3 separate regions of the Homo sapiens genome follow, and all the other regions are linked to region 3. A link is an interaction called in ENCODE POLR2A ChIA-PET data of the cell type or tissue named here. Cell type or tissue: OCI-LY7. All regions are shown on one strand.

Region 1 (5,000 bases), 210 kb before region 3:
TTGCCTAGGCAATATTATCCATCATAACTTGAGAGAGAGTGTGCTTCAAGCTCGTTTGTTATAGAAGTGTGGGGCTGCCTGAGGAGGTGTGATAAAGTCCAAGTTTGGAAGTTCCGTTTCTGGAGTTCAAAATATAGATCCCTTAAGCACTTCCAAAGTGCACCCTGAGACTGCCCTGCTTTTTAGCTGATAGTGTCTTCATGTCAAATCATGGATCACTGAGGAGTCCCAGGTGACAGTGGGATGCACAGGTGTATCCCCATTACCAGAAGAAAAGCTGTCCCACTTGATGGGCAGTCAGTGACTTTATCTTCATATTTTAAAGCACTACACTCTTCTTCTTCTTTTTTTTTTTTTTTGAGATGGATCCTCGCTCTGTCACCCAGGCTGGAGTGCAGTGGCACCATCTCGGCTCACTGCAACCTCTGCCTCCCAGATTCAAGCAATTCTCCTGCATCAGCCTCTGAAGTAGCTGGGATTATAGGTGCGCACCATCACGTCCGGCTAATTTTTGTATTTTTAGTAGAGACAGGGGTTTCTCCAAATTGGCCAGGCTGGTCTCGAACTCCTGACCTCAGTGATCCGCCTGCCTCGGCCTCCCAAAGTGCTGGGATTACAGGCGTGAGCCACCACGCTTGGCAATAAAAGAACTTTCTAGGCCGGGCACAGTGGCTTGTGGCTGTAATCCCAGCGCTTTGGGAGGCTGAGGCAGGCGGATCACCTGAGGTCGGGAGTTCGAGACCAGCCTGACCAACTTGGAGAAACCCCGTCTCTACTAAAAATACAAAATTAGCCGGGTGTGGTGGCGGGCACCTGTAATCCCAGCTACTCGGGAGACTGAGGCAGGAGAATCGCTTGAACCTGGGAGGCGGAGGTTGCAGTGAGCCAAGATCGTGCCATTGCATTCCAGCCTGGGCAACAAGAGCGAAACTCTGTCTCAAAAACAAAAAACAAAAAAACTTCCTAAACCAGACATGGTGGTTCACACCTGTAATCCCAGCACTTTGGGAGGCCAAAGCAGGTGGATCTCATGAACCCAGGAGTTTGAGACCAGCAGCAAGGCAAAACCCCATCTCTACTTAAAAAATACAAAAAATCAGACAGACATGGTAGTGCGTGCCTGTAGTCTCAGCTACTTAGGAAGCCAAGGTGGGAGAATCACCCGAGCCCAGGAAGCCAAGGCTGCAGTGAGCCAAGATTGTGCCACTGCATTCCGGCCTGGGCGATGGGGGTGAGACCCTGACACAAACAAACAAACAAACAAACAAACAAAAACCAAAAAAATCTTCTGCCTCCCTTTTCTCCAAAAGTATATGTTTATAAGTAGGTAGTAATTACATAGCATTCACAGGTTAGAATTTTTACATATGTGATTCTTACACCCCCAGGGTAGACAGGACAGTGGTAATTATCATTTTACAGGTTAAAAGACTGAGACTGAGAGAAAGGAGCAACTTTGCCTGGCTGGTAAGGGGTATAGTTATTTACTAAGCAATGTCGGATCTACACAGGCTCATTCATTCCATATGTTTCATGTCCTGAGTGCTTACCCTCCAGGAAACGATAAGGATACAAAACAAACTAGACATCTAGCTTGAGCCCCCATTAGAAGGTCAATCAGTAGGAGAAATAGAAACAGAGAGAGAAAATAATGAAACCACAGGGCAAGAATAACTTTGGAGATTTTGGCCAGGCATGGTGGCTCATGCCTGTAATCTCAGTACTTTGGGAGGCCGAGGTGGGTGGATCACCTGAGGTTAGGAGTTCGAGACCAGCCTGGCTAAACTGGTGAAACCCCATCTCTACTAAAAATACAAAATTAGCTGGGTGTGGTGGCAGACGCCTGTAATCCCAGCTACTTGGGAGGCTGAGGCAGGAGAATCACTTGAACCCAGGAGGTGGAGGTTGTAGTGAGCCGAGACCATGTCATTGCACTCCAGCCTGGGCAAAAAGAGTGAAACTGTCTAAAAAAAAAAAAATTCTGAGATTTTAGGAGCTCAGAAAGGGCACACCTAATCCACTCAGGGGCGGTGAGGATGCGTGGGGGTAATTCGGAAAATCTTCCTAGAGGAGGTGACACCTAAACAAAATCTTTTTTTAGAAGTTTTTTTTTTAGTTTTTTTAGAGACAGGGTCTTGCTGTGTCACCCAGGCTAGAGAGCAATGATGTAATCAGAGCTCACTGCAGCCTCGAACTCCTGGGCTCAAGCAATCCTCCCGCTTTAGCCTCCTGAGTAGCTAAACTGAATATTAAAACAGAATAGAATAAGTAAGGCCTATCCTCATACAATCTCAGAATCACTGTGGGATCAGATAATGAGATATTTCTATGTTTAATAAAGGATAAATGGCCCATGGTGGCTCACACCTGTAACCTTGGCACTTCGGGAGGCAGAGGTGGGAGGATCACTTGAGGCCAGGAGCTCAAGACCAGTCTGGGCAATGTAGCAAGACCTTGTCTCTACAAAAAAAAAAAAAAAAAAAGTTAATTATCTGGGTGTGGTAGCTCACACCTCTAATCCCAGCTACTTGGGAAGCTGAGGCAGAAGGATGGCTTAAGCCTAGGAGTTCAAGGCTGCTGTGAACTATGATTGTGCCACTGCACTCCAGCCTGGGTGACAGAGCAAGACCCTGTCTCAAAATAATAATAATAATAATAATAATAAATTATACATATGACAATTAATTAACACATGATACAGCTGGGCAGTGACTCGGGGAGATGGTGAGTGGAGAATATGGCATCACTACTTCTTGCTTACAACCAAAAAAGTTGTAAAATTCTCTTTCTCTCTCTCCAGATCCACCTAATGAGACTGTGCCTTCCTTCCACACATCATCTCCTCTGGGACTAACGTTTCCCTTTGTGACTACACTCTGTTTCAGAACACTCCTTGGCGTTCCGTTCAATCTTATTTCAATGGTATAAAGATGCAGGGGAGAAGAAACAATTTCCTAAGCCTCACGTGTTGCTAAGGTTTGCTTTGGTTCTGTGACTTAATTCATGTGCCTTTTCATCTGAATCAGCCACTTTTTGGTTGAGGGGGATGAAAGGAACTGCTTCATGGTTCAATACCTTCATATACATTTGTCCAAAAAGCTGAAAAATCTGCACATTGTACATCCTTTTTCTTCTTAGTAAGCACGGTGCCCACAACCACAAAACATTCCCTTTCCTTTCTTTTTTTTTGAGACGGAGATTCGCTCTTGTTGCCCAGGCTGGAGTGCAATGGTGTGATCTCGGCTCACTGGAACCTCCGCCTCCCGGATTCAAGCAGTTCTCCTGCCTCAGCCTCCCGAGTAGCTGGGATTACAGACATGTGCCATCACACCTGGCTAATTTTGTATTTTTAGTAGAGATGGGGTTTCTCCATGTTGGTCAGGCTGGTCGTGAACTGCCGACCTCAGATAATATGCCTGCCTCGGCCTCCCAAAGTGCCGGGATTACAGGCATGAGCCACCGTGCTGGGCCTCCCTTTCCTTTCTAATGGCAGCACTGTTTAGAGAATTAACCCAAATGGTTATAGTTGCCAAGATTGGATGGTCATGTGAGGGTCCAAAACACCACTGGAATTTAAGAAAACCCTAGCAATCTTAAGTAATCTTTCTTCACAGCCCTCTTTACCCTTCTCAAGATTAATTGATCCATTTGACCTGAGTCAGAGTGGCCTTTAGTACTTCTCACCTGTTTTGTATTTTTGTTTTTTTTGAGACACAGTCTCACTCTGTCACCCAGGCTGGAGTGCAGTGGCGTGATCTCAGCTCACTACAACCTCTGCCTCCTGGGTTCAAGAGATTCTCCTGTCTCAGCCTCCCAAGTAGCTGGGATTACAGGTGTGTGCCACCACGCCTGGCTAATTTTTGTATTTTTAGTAGAGATGGGGTTTCACCATGTTGGCCAGGCTGGTCTCGAGGTCCCGACCTCAGGTGATCCGCCTGCTTTGGCGTTCCAAAAATGCTGGGATTACAGGCATGAGCCACCATGCCCGGCCCTCACCTGTTTAAATAACTTCCTAACTGGTCTTCCGGCCCATGCCCCCTTCAAGATTCTTTAACCCAAGGCTTACAAACATATCACCAAAGGTGGTTTTTTGTTTTTGGCCTACATAAGTTTGGTCATCTCTAAAATTCAGTAGCTATTATATAAAAATAAAGATTTTCCCACTTCCCTTAAACAAAAAACCGACAATCCTGGGTCCCATTTGCAGATGGTCCTAGGCGACTGCTCCCTTTCCATAGAGGCCCTCACTCCAGCTCACAATCTCCATCACTCCCTCTGGCACCACTGACCTGGAGCCAATGCATGACCTTGTCATGTATTATTAGATGGCAGCTATTACACCTGTTGCTATTTATTTATGTTTCCTGCTTACGACATATGTGAACATGTGCATTTTCAACACTCTGATGCCTACATGATCTTCCTAAAATTCAGACCTGATCGAGCTACTTCTCAGCTTAACATTCTTTAATCCCCTCACTACCCACCTCTTTATTAGTGGATGAAGCTCCAACTTCTTAGCTTGGCTGGGTTCTTCTTAATCGACCTCTTTGTCCACTATAATAATTTCCTAGCCCTGCTCCTGCAAGCATGTCCATTCATACTGAATTATAGCCACAGGAATGCGCCTCGCCTCTATGCATTTGTAAAGGTGGTTCCTCCTACCTGGAATGCCCTTCCCTCTCTCTCAGCCCTGCTCACTCTTTGAAGACTCAACTTAAGTCCCTTTGCCCCCAATAAGCCCCTTGCTCCATCTCCTGTACTGAATATGTACCTCTATCACGTATGACTCTTGTAATTTAATCATTGATTTGCCTGTCTCTTTCTTCAGGACTCTATAGCATAAAATTTGGCTGGAACAGAGTATGCCATTTATAACTCTGAAATTCTAAATTCTAATGATTTCTTTCTTTCTCTTTTTTTTTTTTTTTTTTTTTTTGAGATCGAGTCTCACTTTGTCGCCCAGGCTGGAGTGCAGTGGTGTGATCTTGGTTCACTGC
Region 2 (5,000 bases), 61 kb before region 3:
TGCATGTGCCACTATGCCCGGCTAATTTTGTAGTTTTAGTAGAGACGGGGTTTCTCCAGGTTGGTCAGGCTGGTCTCGAACTCGCGACCTCAGGTGATCCACCTGCCTCGGCCTCCCAAAGTGCTGGGATTACAGGCATGAGCCACCGCTCCCTGCTCAGTTTACCCTTTTCACTAGCAAGCTAAAAACGCCAAACTGCGAGCCTGGAAGCTCTCCACTTGATTGTGCAGCTGTTGAAGCGGCTTTGGAGTCCCTGGCGCCTTCCAGGCAGGGATTTCCCCTCCCCGTTGACCTAGAGCGTCAACGCTGGGGAAGGGGCCAGCGTTTAGGGAGGTAAAGGTGGGAATATTGTTGGAGGCCAGGCGTTCAAGACCAGCCTGGCAACATGGGGAGGCTTCTTCTCTACAGAGAAATTTAAAAATTGAGCTGGGTGTGGTGGTGCGCGCCTGTAGTCCCAGCTACTTGGGAAGCTGAGGTGGGAGGATCGCTTAGGCCCCAGTGTTCAGCTGCGGTGAGCTGTAATTGTACCACTGCACTCCAGCCTGGGCAACAGAGCCAGACCCTGTCTTAAAAAAAAAAAAATCACTGGGGGAAGGGTGGGAGGTGGAGGATCATGATGCCTGATACTTGAACAGTGAACCTAGGAAGATGAAAAACAGAAAAACCAAGGTATACGCTAGAAAGCCGAGGCCAGGAGCCGGCGCCCCATAGGGAAGAATTCTCTGTAATTCTGTGACTTGGGGTTGGTTAGGTGCATTTTGTATTTCTCCTAGCTTCTTTATTCTTGTCGTTGCCCAGATAGATGAAATTGCTTTGTAGGTCTGTGATAGAGGAAGGCGTTTTTACCAGAAAAGCCACTAAACCTCATAGCCCCATCCTTAGGAGGAAGGCCATCCTGTTATCCTGCCTATAGCTGACTGGGCGGGGGGTCCCGTGATGCCTGAATTAAAAGCTGTTCTGTAGGTAGCAGCCCAGTTGAACCCTCTCTGCTTCGAGAGGTTGAAGCTAAGAGGCCGGTAAAGAAAAGACCGCTGGAAGAATGCCCAATTGCTGAATTCTCAAATCCTGGACTAGAGGTGCTGTTGAATAATGTGTAAGACATTCCACCTATTTAATGTTTTCTGGGTTTGTTTCCGAAAGGAAAGAGACAAACTACAGTTAATTCTCTGACCCTTAATTTATTTGAATGTAGCCATGCCTTTTTGTTTCGACTGTCTCGTGGCCCTCTGCAGTACTTCCTCTTCACTAGGCTGAGGAAATTGGCCTAGATTATGTCTCCGTCTGTGGGGACCCCTCTCTACTCACACACACACACACACCCAGGCTTGGTGTATAAGCACGTAGCATAATGTAAATGCTCAACTTATTTAGAGAATTTATTAGGGTGGTTTCACGTGTGTCCTCTGTCTCCCTAGTTTCACTCTTAGGTATCCACACAAAGCCTTACCTTTTTGGCACTGTGCTGTCGGCCTTCAATTGGCTCCTCTTGGCTGTTGATTAGAATGGCTGTCTCCCAGGGCAAGAGCAGAGTGGTAGCTTCTACCAGATTTGCTGGGTTGATACACCAACAGATGTCTCCCACTAAGGCCCCAATTCAGCAGAAGCATGGTCCTTGGATGCAGAGAGAGCACCCAGGCTGCATTACATTGTTGGGGTTGAGTACCTGCAGGTGGTTCCTTCTGCCACTGCCCCCTCCCTGCCCCACCTCCACCCCCAAGCTTAGGAATTTGCAGTATTTCATGGTGACAACTTTTATCTCTGATCTTGCAGAGCTGCATTAGGACCAGCATGGGACTTTTTCTTCCTCCCATATCCATCTTCTTTCTAGCTGAAAACCAGTTTAAAAAACCAACAAAAATGTAGTGCCTCATTATTCAGCCATCTGTGGTTGAGTGTTTTCTGGTGTAGATATTCCAGAAACATGTCTCTTGGCCACAGGAGGTAAGTCAGGTTGAGTTTTTGTGTTAGTGAAGCTCTTTTAGTTTCCTCTTTTAGAGACTTTTCTATCTAGCCTCAGATTCCTTTAAGGTAAAGTTACCTTAAAGGGGGGCCAAGCGTGGTGGCTCACACCTGTAATCCCAGCACTTTGGGAGGCCGAGGCAGGTGGATCACGAGGTCAGGAGTTTGAGACCGGCCTGGCCAACATAGTGAAACCCCATCTCTAGTAAAAATACAGAAATTAGCCAGGCGTGGTGGCCTGTGGTCCCAACTACTCGGGAGGCTGAGACAGGAGAATCGCTTGAACCCAGGAGGCGGAGGTTGCAGTGAGCCGAGACCACACCATTGCACTCCAGCCTGGGTGACAGCGTGAGACTCCATCTCAAAAAAAAAAAAAAAAAAAAAAAGGAATCTAGGGGAAATGTGTTTATTATAAGGAAACACTGTGCTGAAAATGGGGCTAGATCACAGCCCTGAGGCGTGTTGGAGCTGAGTCCTCCTGTGGGCTGAGCCTCCCTCCCTGCTCCCCATGCAGGCCTGTCCTCTTTCTCTCTTCCCATTGATAATCACTCTGTATCCTCCCAGACAGATCTGTCTGAGGGATGTGGTCTGATTGACTTTGGTAATTACCACCATTGCTATTGGTGAAGCCAGGCTACTTTCATGGCTGTCTTCCTGGGGTCTAGCTGCCTTTGGATCAGGGGTCCTACCCTTGGTCCAAACCCCTAGTTAAGAGAAGCCTAGTACTGCTTTCCTGAAAAGGCAGTAGGGGTGTGCTGGGTGCTGCAGAGTTTTCATTAGAATAGACTGTTGGGTAAGACAGGCCCCGTGATTGACATGTTCAATTTGAGTTAGTAAAACTCATGGCTATCATTGTGTTTAAGCCCTGAGAGGTGCCCAGCCAGAAAGAAGGAGGATGTCTTCAGCAGTTCTGCACCCTGAACTCTATGAGATGGGGTTTCTAGAACTGCTTCTGCCCTAACAGGTGGCTTGGCCCTTCCATCTTGCTTCCCCTCTTTCTAATTAACAATAAATTTTGGCCAGGCATGGTGGCTCACACCTGCAATCTCAGCATTTTGGGAGGCCAAGGTGGGAGGATTGCTTGAGGCCAGGAGTTTAAGACCAGCCTGGGCAACAAGGCAAGACCCCATCTCATTTTAAAATAATCAACCAATCTTTTTCTTTAACTATAACAACGACAGCATGACTCCCGTGTTCACTGGCTGTTCTTAGGTGATCTGCATATAGTTTTGTGAGTTTGACAGGACAAGGAGTCTTACTATGTATATATATATTTTTGAGACAGAGTCTCACTCTGTTGTCCAGGCTGGAGTGCAATGGCGCCATCTTGGCTCACTGCAACCTCCGCCTCCAGGGTTCAAGTGATTCTCCTGCCTCAGCCTCCCGGGTAACTGGGACTACAGGTGTGCACCATTATGCCCGGCTGATTTTTGTATTAGTAGAGACGGGGTTTCACCATGTTGGCCAGGCTGATCTTGAACTCCTGACCTCAGGTGATCTGCCCTTCTCAGCCTCCCAAAGTGCTGGGCTTACAGGTAGGAGCACCGGCTCTTGCTATATTTTAAAATAAGAATACAAGGCTCAGAGAGGTTGTACTAACTTCTAATGACCAAACAGCGATTTGGAAATATTTCTTATTTCAAGTCCAGTGCAATTTGTGGATCAGAAAAGCTGTGATGGCAGAAGGCCTTTGCAAATAGGAAATCATGTTTATAAGTTTCTGGTACATGGTTGGTGTGCTTATTGAGTGAATGAGCCAATGAAAGTACCTCAGGGAAATTGGGAAACCTTCCTTCCTTTGAAAACTCTTTTTTCCCCAAAGGGAGAATGTCATCAACTTCAGAGCTTGAAGGCAATTCTTTTTCTATTCCACGTACAGCAGGAAAGACACCAAAGGCTATGTCACACAATTTTGAGAACCCATTAACTCCACAAAGTGAGACAACTTGGTACATGAGAGTTTCTTTCTTTTCTCGATATGGTTTATTTAGACTTCTGATCTTGAAGGAAAAAAAGTACTATCTGTGCTGAATTAAATGGATCTAGCCAGCTTGTGGCTGGGGATGAATGAAGGGCCTCGGACTAGCAGGACTGGGGCTCCCCACTGACTATGGGACCCAGGGCCTGGTGGGCCTGAGCAGTCTTGCGTGGTGGTCTTGGGGACCTGAAGGAAGGGGCTTGTGGGGGACAGGGAGCCCCATCTCACCTCACCCCCCAGTGTCTTCGTGAAGAGGGATGTCAGCCTCTAGCAGACCAGTATCCTAAGTATCTGGGTGGTAGTGGCTGGCAGAGGGGGTCACTCATGTGGGAATGATGGGTCCAATCTATGATGCTGGGGTTCCTTGGAGAAAAGAATTCAGGAGACACTTTGAACTGTAGCGTCTGAAGGAAAAGGGGAGGTTGGTGGTACGCTGGGTTATCACTGATGAGCTCAAGAGGAGAAGCCTCATCTCTGCCAATAACTGGTCAGAGTGCTTGCTCTGCCACGGTCCTCCAAGGTACATACATACATAGGGCTAAGTCCTGGTGGTGAGGCAGGCTTCTGCCCCTGGGGAGAGAGGTAAGATTTAAGGCAGCCCAACATTTTTATTTATACAGGTACAGGTAGACCTTAGTTTACACAGCACTAGGTTCCTAAGAATTACTATGTGACTTGAATTCTTCTTTTTTCTTTTCTGTTTTTTTTTTTTTCTTTTTTGAGTCACTTTCTTTTTTTGTCACTCAGGCTGGAGTGCAGTGTTGTGATCTCAGCTCACTGCAACCTCTGCCTCCTGGGCTCAAGCGATTCTCCTGCCTCAGCCTCCCGAGTAGCTGGGATTACAGGCGCACACCACCACGCCTGGCTAATTTTTATATTTTTAGTAGAGACAGGGTTTCACCATGTTGGGAAAGCTGGTCTCAAACTCCTGGCCTTAGGTGATCCACCTGCCTTGGCCTCCCAAAGTGCTGGGATTACAGGCATGAGCCACCATGCCCGGCTGGTCCATTCCTTCTTCAGTGGACATTTGGGTGGTTGCTTCTACCTTTTGGCTATTGTGGAT
Region 3 (5,000 bases):
TAAGGAACTCTTAAGTATGTAAATAATCACAATTTGATAAGTGTTAAAACAACAAATGTATACATATAGTCAATACCTCATTTTGTGGATGTCACTCTAAAATGTACTGTCAGCTTTTTCTTTCATAATGAAATAGTCCATGTAAAATACGTAAATTATGTCAGGGATGTTCAGCCAAGTAATTTAACCAAGATCACACAATGAGTGACTACGCTTCAGCACCAGCAATGGCTTGTGTCTTTCAGCCCTCTCACTGGCTGGTCACCTCTGGAGGCCTGCTTCTCTCTGCTATCCTAATGGATCTCCCTAGCCTGTCAGGTGACAGGTGAGAGCCCTAAACCATTGCACTAGTTCAGAGTAAGAGTCAGGACTGAAGAAAAGTTAGGACTGAGGAGGGGGCAGCAAGAGGCTGTATTTGACCTTTTCCTCCTTGGTCAAGCCTGCTTCTGTTATAGCAAGAGGCAGTGTAATGCAGTTTGTGGTACAACCTGGAATCAGGATGCATGGATTTGTATCCTACCCCCTTTTTAGCTGTGTGGCCTTGGGAAAGTTAGTTAACTTATCTGTGCCTCTCTAAAATGGGAATAGTAATAATACCTAGCATACAATATCATTGTAAGGATCATGTGAGTCATTTTAACCCACCTCTTTCATCAGCGTGACCTGGATGTGAGACCCGGAGTCAAAGGAGAACATTTTGCAGCTGTAAAATTTGACTGCCCCACTGGATTTTGGACTTGCATGGGCCCTTTAACCCCTCTGTTTTGGCCAATTTCTCCCATTTGGAATGGCTGTATTTATCCAATACCTGTATCCCCATTATATCTAGGAAGTAGCTAGCTTGCTTTTGATTTTACAGGCTCATAGGAAGGGACTTGCCTTGTCTCAGATGAGACTTTGGACTGTGGACTTTTGGGTTAATGCTGAAATGAGTTAAGACTTTAGGGGACTGCTAAGAAGGTATGATTGGTTTTGAAATGTGAGGACATGAGATTTGGAGGGACCAGGGGTGGAATGATATGGTTTGGCTATGTCCCCAGCCAAATCTCAACTTGTATTGTATCTCCCAGAATTCCCATGTATTGTGGGAGGGACCCAGGGGGAGGTAATTGAATCATGGGGGCCAGTCTTTACCATGCTATTCTCGTGATAGTGAATAAGAATCACGAGATCTGATGGGTTTATCAGGCATTTCCACTTCTGCTTCTTCCTCATTTTTCTCTTGCTGCCACCACGTAACAAGTGCCTTTTGCCACCCGCCATGATTCTGAGGCCTCCCGAGCCACATGGAACTGTAAGTCCAATTAAACCTCTTTTTGTTCCCAGTTTCAGTTATGTCTTTAAAAAGGAACTAATATAGACACTGCGTCTGCCCTCAGGGTCACTACAGAGTGGGAAACTTAAAAAATCCTTATTGCTGTATTATTGTTTGATACCCACAGATAAAAGAGCAACAGGTCAGAATGAATGAGACTGATTAAAACAGTTCTTGTTCACTTATTTGTTAGGCTTAAAAGTAATATATTTCTAAAGAAGTTCATTTAAAAAGACAAACCTTCAGCTTGAGAACACGATACAATATGGTTGATGGTTAATAGAGATAAATATTAAAGTATATCACTAATTCTCCTCAGTTTGAATGAATGGGGACTATAAAATATAGCATATTCATTCACTGATTGGAGTGATAGAGTAGAAAGTAAAAAAAAACTGATGAGGCAGAAAAGAGTGGTGACAATTCTGAAAGAGAAGTCCTTGTATAGATAGGAGAGAGGATGGGTTCTAGTACACAGCGGAAGGTTTCATCTCAGATAGAGACATGGACAATTCATTCCATATGATCAGAGAGAACGCAGACTACATATGGTAAAACAGTGGTGGTGGAAGGATGAGAAAACTGCCTTTTCTTTTCTCTTCAGTGAAATAAGCTGTGAGGTAATCTCTGAAAATAAGCTGAGAGTAGGGAATGGGGAGAAAGTATGACATATTGTAGTTGTCTCGGAGAGTGGGAATGTCAACTGACCAGAGAAATAAGGAAGCACTGCTAGACAGTATTTAGGGCCCTCTTGGGGTTTGTGGTCACAATTGTAAAGTGAGATCTGTCACTATGGTTGTTTTTCTCTAGCCCTATTCAGCTGCCGCGGTGTAGATGGTGAGCTGATTTTAACTACGGAGACAAGTATGACAGAGGGAGTGACTGTAACAGTAGACTGCAGAATAGCCCAGATGAAGAGGGGAGCAAAGAAGTGATTATTTTAAGGAACTGGCTCACACAACTGTGGGGCTTGATAGATCTGAAATCTTCAGAGTAGGTCTGCAGGATGCAGATTCAGGGAAGAGGTGATGTTGCAGCTTGTCTGGAGCCAAAATTCGTTCTTCCTTGGGGAACTTAGTTTTTCTTTTAAGGCCTTCAACTGACTGGATGAAGCCCATCCATATTTTGAAGGGTAATTTCTTTACTCAAAATCTATAAAATTGTTACATCTAAAAAGCACCTTAGCAGCAACATCTAGACTGGTGTCTGACTAAAACTGGGTACCATGGTCTACTCAAGTCGACACATAGCATTAACTATGACAGAAATAGTCACAGAAAAGATTTAGGAGGCAGGGCAGTTTTTAGATCACTGTATATCCATGAGTGCCACAGAGTGCAGAAGTTAGTTCAGGGAGGGGTGTAAGATGAGGACAAACAAAAAGAGAATCAGCATATTTCTGGGTTATGGAGGGGATGAGATGAGGAAAAAGAAATACAGCATGACAGTTAGGAGCGCAGATTTTAGTGTTAAGAGCTCTTGTTCAAGACTGTGCTCTACCACTATGGCGTGACTCTGAGCTTGCTTTTCAACTAGGCCTCAGTTTCATCAACTTAAAAAGGGATAATAATATAAGGAAATGGCTTAGTATAGTGGCATACTGAAAACACTAAAAAAAAAAAATCAGGTATTAATATCGGAAGATTCAATATCAAAACTGATATCAAAACTTGCTGGAAGAGACTAGTATAATTCAACATCTAATAATGGTGCAGGAAGAGGCAGAAATGAATAGCACAGACAGTCTTCAAACAGACCTAAATATCCATGATAATTTAGTACAACATAAACATAGTATGTGCCACAAATTAACATGGGGAAGCATGGATTATTCAATAAACAGCATTGGGATAACTGGCATTCCACTTGGGAACAAACATGTAGATTATTTCTATCATTTTTTGCAAGGAAAAATCTAGGGAAGGACTGGAAGATGAAAGGTTATAAAAGACCAACAGTTTTGACCACATAGAACAAAATTTCTGTAAGGCAAAGGACACTTATAAATACACTTACCAAGCTTAATAGGGGATTTTAATTTATTTACTGTCATTTCATAACTTATATGCTTGGTCCTATTTGTATTTATTTTTGAGACAGGGTCTTGCTCTGTTGCCCAGACTGAGTGCAGTGGCACAATCATGGCTTACTGCAGCCTCGACCTTCTGGGCTGAGGCAATCCTCCCATCTCAGTCCCTTAAGTAGCTGGAATCACAGGCATGGGCCTGGCTAATTTATTTATTTTTTGTAGAGATAAGGTCCCACTACCACCCACCTCAGCCTCTCAAAGTGCTGGGATTACAGGCCTGAGCCACAGTGCCTGGCCTTGACTTCATTTCATATTGAACTTTTCTCTGTTTTTTCTATTACACCATATGGATTACGTCTTCGTTGCTCTTTTCCCTGTAGGTTTGATTTTCTCCCAATAATACATCTTAATGAAAAAAATTAACACATACACTCAAATATAATCTTCCAAAACAAGAATTAAGTATATTTACAACACACGTCCTTCTATATAGGGCTGCTACAAGCTTTTACCTCTTCTCTCTCACCCAAGGTTTGTTCAACATAACCTGAAAACTTAATTTTTAAAAATCATCATGCTTGTTCTCTTCAAAGAGTAATTCTGGACACTGGCCCTGTTTTTAACCACAGTTATAAGATTTAGCTATGTTAAATGAGTATTGATGGCCATGGCCTTTCCTTTTAGTGTAACCACCCCATTGTTAAGTTCTTAAATAATTTTTTTTTTTTTTTTTTTTTTTTCCTGAGACGGAGTCTCACTCTGTCGCCCAGGCTGGCGTGCAGTGGCGCAATCTCGGCTCACTGCAACCTCCGCCTCCCAGGTTCACGCCATTCTCCTGCCTCAGCCTCCCGAGCAGCTGGGACTACAGGCGCCCGCCACCACGCCTGGCTAATTTTTTGTATTTTTAGCAGAGATGGGGTTTCACCGTGTTAGCCAGGATGGTCTCGATCTCCTGACCTCATGATCCGTCCACCTTGGCCTCCCAAAGTGCTGGGATTACAGGCGTGAGCCACCGTGCCCGGCCAAGTTCTTGAATAATTTTTTAACCCCCAGAAAGGTATCTACATATTGTCTATGTCCTTTTGTACATGAATGACAACTGGAGAAGCTATAGTATTCAGACATAAATCTTTTCCCTTTTAATACTCTGTAGATAATGCTCTACTTTATTATTCAGCCTTTGGTATAAGCAAAGAGAAGTCTGAAATTAGCCTGATTTTGTTCCCGTGTAACTTTTTTGCCTTTGTGTATTTGTAGGATTTTTTACTTTATTCTTAAAATTTGCAGCCAGGTGCGGTGGCTCACGCCTGTAATCCCAGCACTTTGGGAGGCTGAGGTGGGCGGATCACGAGGTCAGGAGATCGAGACCATCCTGGCTAACATGGTGAAACCCCGTCTCTACTAAAAATACAAAAAATTAGCCGGGCGTGGTGGCAGGCGCCTGTAGTCCCAGCTACTCAGAAGACTGAGGCAGAAGAATGGCGTGAACCCAGGAGGCGGAGCTTGCACTGAGCCGAGACGGATGCCAGCCTGGGCGACAGAGCGAGACTCCATGTCAAAAAAAAGGAAAAAAAAAAACTGCAAGTTAAACCAGGCTTTGGTTGAATGGTCCTAACTTTTAAAAAGTTTTGCCTATCACTTGATCCTTTTGACCCT

The links. Peaks named below come from ENCODE experiments on the same cell type or tissue, not always from the same donor. Only the 100,000 strongest peaks of a DNase experiment are listed, where the experiment ranks them.
Region 1: POLR2A ChIA-PET joins it to region 3 with 8 read pairs; 11 of 35 experiments call an interaction of 5 or more read pairs at or near these places.
Region 2: POLR2A ChIA-PET joins it to region 3 with 5 read pairs; 9 of 35 experiments call an interaction of 5 or more read pairs at or near these places.

What each region holds. Positions count from the first base shown.
Region 1 is chr1:244,876,050-244,881,049 of GRCh38, reverse strand. All of the region lies in intron 2 of LOC124904588 (UPF0764 protein C16orf89-like), which reads left to right. Among named protein-coding and RNA genes, the nearest start is that of HNRNPU, 14 kb to the right of the region's middle. In OCI-LY7, no CTCF peak of the experiment used is centred here; no DNase peak of the experiment used is centred here.
Region 2 is chr1:244,724,331-244,729,330 of GRCh38, reverse strand. No RefSeq gene overlaps it. Among named protein-coding and RNA genes, the nearest start is that of C1orf202, 4.2 kb to the left of the region's middle. In OCI-LY7, no CTCF peak of the experiment used is centred here; no DNase peak of the experiment used is centred here.
Region 3 is chr1:244,663,105-244,668,104 of GRCh38, reverse strand. The region is part of intron 1 of DESI2 (desumoylating isopeptidase 2); the gene reads right to left. Among named protein-coding and RNA genes, the nearest start is that of DESI2, 12 kb to the right of the region's middle. In OCI-LY7, no CTCF peak of the experiment used is centred here; DNase peaks (open chromatin) are centred at 2,154 and 4,884; H3K4me3 peaks cover 2,749 bases; H3K27ac peaks cover 3,061 bases.